Linked DNA regions of Homo sapiens: region 1 is linked to region 2. A link is a contact called in ENCODE Hi-C or POLR2A ChIA-PET data. All regions are on one chromosome and are shown on one strand. The core of a region is the stretch at or near the end of the contact, and the rest is flanking DNA. Distances in the headings are between cores, read along the strand shown. Region 1 holds the start of ZNF66 (zinc finger protein 66). Region 2 holds the start of ZNF431 (zinc finger protein 431).

Evidence for each region. A loop is a pair of places that touch in the nucleus more often than their neighbours do. ChIA-PET counts read pairs that join two places held with the same protein, here RNA polymerase II (POLR2A). Pooled maps may share reads with other maps.
Region 1: a loop to region 2 is called in a map of CD8-positive, alpha-beta T cell, with 11 times the contacts of the local background. The contact joins the promoter of ZNF66 here to the promoter of ZNF431 in region 2. A Hi-C loop is called at or near these places in 9 of 168 maps with a recorded cell type or tissue (B cell, CD4-positive, alpha-beta T cell, CD4-positive, alpha-beta memory T cell and 4 more), 9 of 37 single-sample maps with no recorded cell type and 21 of 50 pooled maps. POLR2A ChIA-PET finds 5 or more read pairs at or near these places in 19 of 52 experiments (AG04450, CD4-positive, alpha-beta T cell, CD8-positive, alpha-beta T cell and 13 more).

What each region holds. Positions count from the first base shown.
Region 1 is chr19:20,773,324-20,778,637 of GRCh38, forward strand. It overlaps ZNF66 (zinc finger protein 66), which reads left to right and starts at 2,981. Exons shown (of 4, transcript NM_001355197.2): 1 at 2,981-3,127. The coding sequence starts at 3,125.
Region 2 is chr19:21,140,615-21,146,167 of GRCh38, forward strand. ZNF431 (zinc finger protein 431) reads left to right here and starts at 1,426. Exons shown (of 5, transcript NM_133473.4): 1 at 1,426-1,572; 2 at 2,937-3,029. The coding sequence starts at 1,570. RefSeq lists enhancers at 1,452-1,931, 2,713-3,912.

The DNA of each region.
Region 1 (5,314 bases), core at 1,731-4,230, 370 kb before region 2:
ACGACTACTAGTTCAGCTAACTGGCTGCTCCCACCCCTTCCTTCATCAGAAATGCTTATGTTTTTAACAGGATTATAAGCCACAGCCCTCCAGCATTGGGTCCCACCAAAGTATTTGGTGGATCCATCAGTAAACCAAGCATGTTTCTGATCCTCTGGGCTTAGTTCTTTAAAGGATTTGCCCCATTTGATGTGTGTGTGTGGGGGGTGTTTCTTTCCCTATCTGCAGGACTTGCTTGGTTGTTTCCTGAGCTCGCAGGTTTTCCACATCCTCATGTAAAAGTGATAGCCCCTATGATTTTGGCTTAGCCTGGTTTTGTATGTCCCATTTCCATTTTATGATGCTACTTTCTGGGCATGCCCTATCTGGTGGGTTTTGGGGGAACTCATGACCAAAGTCATAATAGAAATTTCAGGCCTCATAAAGACATCGTGGTTGAAGCAGAGGTGTTCCATTTCCAGCAAAGCTCAATAGCAAGCTAACAATTGCTTCTCAAAAGAGGAATAAGCTTTTCCAGCCTCTGGCAGTTTCTGGGTCCAAAACATGAAAAGTACCCTCTTTCCATCTTGTTTCTGCCTAAGGCTCCAATTAGCATGTTGATCTACGACAGTTACTCGCAGTTCATCAGGCCCATCCCATATAGGCCATAGATCCAGGGCCAGTTGCACTGCTTGTTTAGCTTGTTCAAAAGCCATGCTGTCTTTCTCTCCACAGTGAGAGTCATACCTTTTTCTAGTGGCTGCATTCAGATGTTGTAAAATGTTACCCAAGTAAGGAATATGATGTGTTCAGAATCCAAACAAGTCAATACATTTCTGGGCCTCCTTCTTAGTGGTAGGGGTTGCAAATTATAGTATTTTAGCCTTAGCCTTTGGTGAAGTGGACTGTTTCTTTGCATTCCATAGGATGCCAAAGAATTTTACACTTTGTGCGGATCCTTAATTTTACTAGGCTTAATTTCCCATTTTTGAGATAGGAACTGGGTTTTTACATGCTCTAAGCCCCGGCTGACTAGTTCTTCAGTTTTACCCTGATTGGGCCACCTGGACAGCTGCTTTTTTCAGCAATAGGCTGATAGCTTTGAGCCTGATCAGTCAAGACATTGACTGGCATTGGGCCAGGGCCAGTCCGGAAGTCAGATTAGCATTTTCCTTTTCCAGCTTATATTTCTCTTGTAGCAACCAGCCCCTATCTTGACACATTAACTTATAAGCAGCAATCAAACACTATCCACTTTGTGAGATTCCCTCAGCATCTCCTTTGGTGACTGGAATCCCCTGCAGCACTTCACGCACAGTCAAAGGTTTAAATTGCACTAATTTAGATTCCCAATTCCCACAAAGGCCAGTTCCCCTGAACCATTCAATCACAAAGAAGGAGAACTGGGAGTGATCCCATCTCAGGATATGGGAAATCCTTGAGCCTCCAGCCCTATCCTTCTGGTCAAAAAGGGGCCCACTTTTGTTTTCAAATCCTGTTTGTGATGCCAAAAATGTTCTGTATGGGAAACGTGGGAGAGGAGAAGAAAAGACATACATACAATAACTTTAATGGTAAACAAGCTTTAACCCACATCAATATCAATGCAGACAGAATAAACTAATGATATAATAAGCAAATGATATAATAAGCAAATAAATATAATACACAGATTGATATAATAAGCAAATTGCAGTAAGAAGAGGAGATGGGAAAAGATATATATATATATTTACCCTCACTAGACTATGGAGGATTACCAACTGAGTAGGAAGAAACAGCCCAGGCTCCAGAGTCGGCCACCCATTCATGCACAGACAAGGAGTCTCATGAAGCTTCAGGGTGGTCTGGGACCCTAGCTCTTTTGTAACGAGTTGTTTGGCATAAGGCCCAGTGAGGAGGGCCATTTGGGACTTGCCTCACGGAACACAAAAGGGTCAAGTTGTTTTTGTGATTGTCTATTGTTTTTCAACAACTAATGTATAGTAATAGAATGAAATAGACATTTCTTTGATACAGCTCTGGATGAACACCTCAGGGGCTCACAACCAGGACCTGTTCTGGGACTTGGTGACCATTGTGTCCACGTTCAATTGAGTTCAAATTTAACATTTAACTTTTCCTCCATAAATTCTCCTGTCTTCATGAATTGGCTCTGTCTAGGCAAAGGGCAAAATGAACCCCTTGGGCTGTTACATAACCTCCACCTCCTGGGTTCAAGTGATTCTCCTGCCTCAGCCTCCGGAGTAGCTGGGACCACAGATGTGCACCACCATACCCAGCTAATTTTTTACATTGTGAGTAGAGATGGGGTTTCACCATGTTGGCCAGGCTAGTCTTGAACTCCTGACCTCAAGTGATCCACCCACCTTGGCCTCCCAAAGTGTTGGGATTACTGGCATGAGCTACCTGTGCCTGACCCTAAATTATTTCTATCTCTTATAGCAGTTTGAAATTACTTAAAGGTTGTTTCAAGTTGAAAAAATAAGAAGAATGTGGATAAAAATAAAATATAAATAGATAAAAAAATTACAGGGATTACAAAATATATATGTAAATCTGGAGTGGTCAAAAATGACAAATTTGATTTATTTATAAGGTTTTATTAAAATTAGCTTTAATCGTTAATACACTATTACCAAAGTAAAAGCTGATTTTCTCTTGAACAAAAATTTTATGTATTATTAATATGACAGCAAAATACTTCTGTTCACCTTTGAATACATTCAACAAGACAGAGAGTAAAAAAGAGATAAAATGTTCCCATGCTCTGGCATGGACCAGGCTCAGCTCTGGGAGGAAGCCCTGCCTGAAAAGGCTGCAGCTTAGGCTGTCACTCTTTTCTTCACTCCGCCCAGCAGCTGATCACATCTTCTGTCACTCAGTGTCTGAGGGGGCGGGACCTTAAGCATTAGCCAATCAGAGGCGCTGGGCTGGAAACCGTCCAATCAGGCACGCAGCTGGAATGAACAGGACGGCTTCCGGATTTGGCGGGGTCTTTGTCTCTCCCTGCAGCTGGAGCTCCAGGTCGTCTGTTCACTGCTCTCTGTCTTCTTCTCCTAGAGGCCCAGCCTCTGTGGCCCTGTGTCCTGCAGGTATTGGGAGATCCACAGCTAAGACGCCAGGACCCCCTGGAAGCCTAGAAATGGTGAGAGTGCCGGTCCAGCATCCCGAGAGAGGTGAAGTGTCTGTGGCGGGACTCAGGCCTCCCCTCAGTCAGCTCCACAATCTGCACCCCGAATTCTCCTTACCCAGCTCTGCCTCAGTCCCATTCAGCCATAAGATGGCGGCTACGCTGACAGCCTGGCCCCCGGGCGTCCTGTCGCTTCCCCGCGCAGTGACTGTGCCCCTGGCCTGGAGCGCTCTGTGGGCAGCTCTGCACCCGCAGTGCCGTGTCTCTCCCAGATTGTGCAGGGACCACCGGAGGGTCTTCAGGGGAGAATGCTGACTCGCGGTGCGGGTTCATGAATGGGAAGAGCTTTGGTCTGTGGGGTTCACAGTTTCTCTTTTCTGCTATTAAAATTGTATGGGGCCGGGCGCGGTCGTTCAAGCCTGTAATCCCCGCACGTTGGGAGGCCGAGGCGGGCGGATCACTTGAGGTCAGGAGTTGAAGACCAGACTGACCAAAATGGGGAAACCCCTTGTCTACTAAAAATACAAAAATTAGGTGGATATGTTGGCGAATGTCTGTAGTCCCAGCTTCTCGGGAGGCAGAAGTGAGAGAATCGCTTGAACCCGGGAGGCGGAGGTTGCAGTGAGCTGAAATCCTGCCACTGCACTCCAGCCTGGGCGACAGAGCAAGACTCTTGTCTAAAAAAAAAAAAAAAAAAAAAAAATTATGGGAGTCACTGCAAAAATATCAAACAATTTAATCAAAGAGTGATTCAAGAATTGTAGAGCACCCAGCTATAGTTTGTAGTTTGTGGTCCATGGGAGAGGCTTGAAGAAAAGACATTTATAAAATGCATGATGAGGAAAACCAAATTCAATAATTTGTTAGGTTTAGTAATGTAGTTTCTTAATTTGTACAATCAAGGTGGAAATTTCCTGGTTATGTAATTAGAGCTTAATTGGCAGTTTATAGTTGCTGAAGCCTGAATTTTGTTTCCCCTAATGTAGTAATTTGCCAAAAAATGCACTTGAGCTTAGATTTTTTTTTTTTTTTTTTTTTAGAAATAGAAATCCGGGGACTAGAGCCTCTTCAGTCTAATTGCCTGCCACTTAATTATTTTCACATCCCACAGGGGACTGACTTTCCCTGGCATTTTTCACATGTGTCCCAAGCAGGGCCTCAAGTGTCCCCCATGTTCCTCAATTAATTATTATTATTATTATTATTTTTTGAGACGGAGTCTTGCTCTGTCGCCAGGCTAGAGTGCAGTGTCAGATCTTGGCTCACTGCAACCTCCACCTCATGGGTTCAAGCGATTCTCCTGCTTCAGCCTCTCCAGTAGTTGGGACTACAGGCAAGCGCCACCACTCCCAGCTAGTTTTCATATTTTTAGTAGAGATGAGGTTTCACCATGTTTGCCAGGAATGCTAGTTACCAAGGAAAAATATAGGGAAAATCTCTCTTCCATTTTGGCTGTAGACAATGAATATATTTCCACAGGAAAATGTGGTAGATAATTGAGGAGTTACATGGATTCATCAACACATTAGTTCCTCTTTTTGCAGGGTAAATTTTTTCTATATCCTTTTATTTTGATTTCTGAGTTAAATGCTAAATTTTAAGTGATGAAACATGGTACCTTCTAGAAGTGTTCCCATATGACTAATTTTTTACTACATTATTTTATTTATTTACTTATTTTTTTGAAACAGAGTCTCACTCCGTCACCAGGTTGGAGTGCAGTGGCGTGATCTCGGCTCACGCAACCTCTGCCTCCCAGGTTCAAGCAGTTCTCCTGCCTCAGCCTCCCAAGTAGCTGGGATTACAGGTGTGTGTCACCACGTCCAGCCAATTTTTTTGTGTTTTTAGTAGAGACAGGGTTTCACCATGTTGGCCAAAATGTTCTCAATCTTCTGACCTCGTGATCTACCCACCTTGGCCTTCCAAAGTGTTGGGATTAGAGGCGTGAGCCACAGTGCCCGGCCTACTGCATTATTTTTAAGATAAATAATAAAATAATACATACATTGTCTGAAAGAAGTAGATATATATGCTTTTCTTATAGGGGTATAAAATGCAAGCATCTTAGCCAGGTGCAGTGGCTCATGCCTGTAGTTTCAGCACTTTGGGAGGCCTAGACAGGTTGATTACTTGAGGTCAGGAATTTGAGACCAGCCTGCCCAACATGGTGAAACTCATCTCTACTAAAAATACAAAAGTTAG
Region 2 (5,553 bases), core at 176-2,675:
TCAACAAGCAGCTGATGATACGTGTCTCAAAGAGCTCAGCTGAGACTAGAAGAACGGCCCCACTCAGTCTAGCCTAAATGGCTGACCATCTCAATTATGAACTAATAAGTTTTGGACGATTTGTTATGCTACAATAGCTAACTAATACATGCACCCCGTGCAGATAGGACACCAGGATTCTATGACAGGTTGATTACTAGTTACCTTCTAACAGTGGGCACCCTATAGGTACTGATTTTTTCCCCTGATTTAAAGTTGGGTGACTTGTAAGAGAATGTTGAGTAATGCAGAAATACACGTAGACATGTATGCATGTGATTGGTGCTTATACCCACACAGTCCCACACACCACAGGAGAAAACAGATAACTACGGCCTGACCATTAGGGCCAAGGCCAATAGCAAAATAAGTTTTGCCTTTAATCTGTTTTCTCCATATCTAAACATTTGAGGTCAAGAGTGTGGACAGATCTGAAGACACAGAGTTTTATTATCCTGTGGCCCCAACATTCTTTCTTCACTGTCTGATCTCTGGAAGAAAATGGGCAACAGGTGGCTATCAGTGGTCTCCTTGTGGTTATTTTGTTCTTGCTGCCCTCTGCTCTTTCTATGGCCACTATCTGTTCCACCCTCAGAACTGAAGGGAGATGTTGGTAGGGAGAGGCTTTTCCTTCACCTCTGGCAGAAAAGGTTTGCTGGGGCCCTTCACCTCCCGACATCAGAGCTGCACTTCAATGTGGAAGCTTTGGTCATGTGTGGCTCCTGAGTGCCTGGAATGTTCCTGGTCTGAACTGCGATGTGCTAGAAAGGTAAAATACAGAGTTAGTTTCAAAGATTTAGTTTCAAATATTTATATACTTTATTAATAATCACATATTTCTCACACATTAAAATGAAAATTTTTTGATATATTGGGTTAATTAAATTGTTACAATCAATTCAACCTGTTACTTTTTTTTTTTAAGTTTGGTTACTAGAAAATTTAAAATTTACATATGGCTCACATTTTATTTCAGAAAATTACCTCCGTTCTAAAATTTCAGACGGCCTGCTGAAAGACCAGAAGCCGGGAAGGTCATAAAATCCGAAATTTTAAAATAATTGTTATTATATTCTTTTCATTTGTGAATAGGCATACAGTATGTTATTTATAAATGCATGTGACTTTACACACAAGGTTAAATACAAATTCCCTCTGGGGTGGGCCTGGCTAAGCTCTGGGAGGAAGCCCTGCCTGAAAAGACGGCAGCCTAAGCTGTCACTCTTTCTTCACTCAGCCCAGCATCTGTTCGCATCTTCTGTCACTCAGGGCCTGAGAAGGTGGGGTTTTAAACGTTATCCAATCAGCGACGCTAGGCTGGGAACCGTCCAATCAGGCACGCAGCTGGAGCGGACAGGACGGCTTCCGGGATGTGGCGGGGCCTTTGTCTCTCGCCGCAGCCTGAGCTCCAGGTCTCCCCTTCGCTGCTCTGTGTCCTCTGCTCCTAGAGGCCCAACATCTGTGGCCCTGTGACCTGCAGGTATTGGGAGACCCACAGCTAAGACACCGGGACCCCCTGAAAGCCTAGAAATGGTGAGAGTGCCGGGTCGGACATCCCGAGAGAGGGGAAGGGCTGGTTGTAACCGGTGGGAAGTGGCTGTGGCGGGACTCAGGCCTCCCCGCAGTCAGCTCCACAGTCTGCGCCCCGAGTTCTCCTTGCCCAGCTCGGCCTCAGTCCCCTCCAGCCATAAGATGGCGGCTGTGCTGACAGTCGGGACCCCAGGCGTCCTGTCTCTTCACTGCACAGTGACTGTGCCCTGGCCTGGAGCCCTCTCTGGGCAGCTCTGCACCCGCAGCACCGCGTCTTTCCCAGATTGTGCAGGGACCACGGGAGGGTCTTCAGGGGACAGTTCTGACTCGGGGTGCGGGTTCATGAATGGGAAGAGCTTTGTTCCGTGGAGTTCCCAGTTCCTCTTGTCTTCTGTTAAAAATATATGGGAGTCACTATAAAAACATTAAATAATTTAATCAAAGAGTGATTCAAAAATTGTGGAGCACCCAGCTGTGGTTTGTAATTTGTGCTTCATGGGCGGGACTTGAAGAAAAGACTTTTATAAAAAGCATGATGAAGAAAACCAAATTCAGTAATTGGTTAGGTAGAGTTACATAGTTTCTTAATTTGTACAATAAAGGTGAAAATTTCCTGATTATGTAATCAGAGGTTAATTGGCAGTTTATAGTTGGTTAGGGCTGAGTTTTGTTTCTCTCAATGTAGTAATTTACTGAAAAATGTACGTCAGTTAGATTTTTTTAAAGTAGGAACCCAGGGACTAAAGACACCTCCGTCTAATTGCCTGCCTTTTAATTATTTTCACAGTCCATGGGGAGCTGATTTTCCGCTGCATTTTTCACCTGTGTCCCAAGCAGGGTCTTAAGTCTAACCCCCATTCCTCATTTCTCCAGCCTCCCTCTGGCTTGCAGTAAGATACTAAATTTCCAGTTCCTTCTGGTGTTTCCAAATGCCAGCTTTTCCTCCCTAATTCACGTTATCGCCTATTTGTCTTTTAGTGTACTTTTCTATACCGTATTTTAATTATTTTTTGACAAAGCATTAAATGACGCTTTTCAAAAAGTTTTTTAAAAGATTTTTTAAAAAAAATATCTGTAAATATTTCCCATGAGAAGAAAGCAAAGAATAATCCCCTGATACTGTATTGTTAAAACTCTCTGTGCCTTTTCTCCTTGTATCTTCTCTAGGCACAGAGATCTTGTCAGAATGTTTTTCGGTCAAGGTTTTCCTTTGGAAACTTTATGGGGTGATGTGTCCTCAGCCACCTTTTAGTTTTTTTCTGGTCGTGGGTTTCAGTGCTGTCTGGGGATGAACTAAGATATCCACCGTGGTTATGTCAGCTAAAGTGCCTAGTGAATATCAGCTTCTGGTTTATTTTCTTCCATAGGACGACTTGAAATATGGAGTGTATCCTCTCAAGGAAGCAAGTGGATGCCCTGGGGCTGAGAGGAATCTTCTAGTTTACTCTTATTTTGAAAAGGTAACCTCTTGAGACATTAAAATTGTCTACGCCCAACCCAGCTTTCATTTCTTGGGGACACATTGCTGGTCAGCCAGTCCGATGCTGGCACTGATGGGAAAACACAGAAATAATGTATGCCCCCTGGATTGTCTTAGGGGGCAGAAAGATAATGAAATAAATATAGTGGAAGAAAAATAGTGTTAAAAAGTGAAAAATTTGTGACAGATAAAATAGTATCCCAAAAGACCAGAAAAAAACAAAAACAAAAACAAAAAAACCTGACTCTAGTGAGATGGTGTAAGAACTTGCAAAGTAAAATGCACCTGGAGCAGTCACCGAGAAATACTGCAGTGTCTCCTGTATGGGTGGTTCATGAGCACATAAGTGAGCAGGAGTGGGTGGAAGAATCTCCCAAGTGATTGAATGGCCTGACTTGAAACATGAGTCAGACACACATTTGTTTTTTAATCAGCACTGCCACTCCCTGGGTTTGTCACCTTGAAAATATTTGTTTACTTATTTTGACCTCACTTTTTTAGCTGTAAATTGCATTATATTAGTAGGGCTTGAAAGGTAGGAATTTTTTTTTTTTTTTGAAACAAGTTTCACTCTTGCTGCCCAGGCTGCAGAAGGATTGATCTTGGCTCACTACAACCTCTGTCTCCCAGGTTCAAGCAATTCTCCTACCTCAGCCTCCTAAGTAGCTGAGATTACAGGCACACACCACCACACCCAGCTAATTTTTTGTATTTTTTTTTAGTAGAGACAGGGTTTCATCATGTTGGCCAGGCTGGTCTCGAACTCCTGACCTCAGATGATCTGCCTGCCTCAGCCTCCTAAAGTGCTGGGATTGCAGGCATGAGCCACTGTGCCTGGCAGGTAGGAAAATATTTACAAAGGGCATAAAAGAGGTGGGTTTTAGAAAAAAAATTAATATCTAATTATGTATCCCATTTGTTAAAAATTCTCATTTACCTTTTTCTTTCCCAGAGTGAGTTTACAAGTTTCCTCAGGTGTGTTTTTTTTATGGCTGGGTGCATTCAAACAGAATTCCAAGGCTTAGCTTTTAGAATGCTAGCTACCAAGGAAAAGAATAGGGAAAAATCTCTATTCATTCTGGCTGTACAGAATGAATACATTTCCATGAGATAATGTGGTAGATAATTGGTGAGTTACATAGATTCATGAAAACATCAGTTGCTCTTTTTGCAGGGTGAATTTGTGACTAAATATCTCTGTTCAAATCCTGTTATCTTGATTTCTGAGTTTCATGCTACATTTTATGAGATGAAACTTGGTATCACCTAGAAGTATTCCCATATAACTGTTTACTACATGGTTTTTAATGAAAACAATAAAATAATAGATATGTTGTCTGAAAGGAATGGATACTTTTGCTTCTCTTATTTAGGTACAAAATGTAAGTACCTTTGAGTAATTTTGCTGGATTTTTCAAACACATAGTTTCGAAAACCAAGTGAGTAACTCTAACATGGAAATTAAAGCTTGAGCCCAGTGACTAAGAGCTAAGGCTAATATTGAGCCTACAAAAGGAGGTTATGAAAGGCCCACCTATGCGGTGGCTCATGCCTGTAATCCCAGCACTTTGGGAGGCCAAGGTGGGTGGATCACGAGGTCAGGAGATCGAGACCATCCTGGCTAACACGGTGAAAGCCCGTCTCTACTAAAAATACAAAAAAATTAGCCAGGCGTAGTGGTGGGCGCCTGTAGTCCCAGCTTACTCGGGAGGCTGAGGCAGGAGAATGGCATGAACCCGAGAGGCGGAGCTTACAGTGAGCCAAGATCGCGCCACTGCACTCCAGCCTGGGCGACAGAGCGAGACTCCATCTCAAAAAGAAACAAAGAAACAAATAAAAGCCCAGCTAGTTTTTTTCTGGGGATCCTCCCCTGCAGATGTCCCAGTCTGCTCAACCCAGCCATGGAAGAAGCCTTTCTGCTGACACAGCCCTGGAAAGCTGGGGACCCACAGGCAAATGCAGTTAGGATTAAGATGAAAGGGGACTGAGAGGATCTTACTGATGATGTTGTTATTGTTTTGAGGCAGTTTCTAGGCTTTGGAATATCAAAGTTAGATTTATGTAAAAAAAAATTCCGAAAGAGTATTGCAACAGGAAGAAGTACCAATTATAAAAACTGTAAGTATTGGAAAGTTTAGGCTGACAAGGGCTTTCTTTCCTAGGGAGGAGCAAACAGGATTAGAAAGAAGGTGGGAGGGGAATGGCAAATGAACCGTGAAAAATCAGATTTTAGATCAGAGAATGTTTTACCATGAAGTCAGCATGTTCTTAGACGAGACATAAAATAAGGTTGTATGTTGAATCAGACTGAGGATAGTTCAAAGTTCTGGAGCCTGTGAAAAATTTTATTTAGACCACTGAAGACAAATGCAGCTGATTCTTTTAATTGGAAAAATAAGAAAATGTGCAGAGTTCTACCAGAAAGAGGTCCCAATCCAAGCCCCAAAAGAGGGTTCTTGGATTTTGCTCAAGAAAAAATTCAGGGTGAGTCCATACAGTAAAGT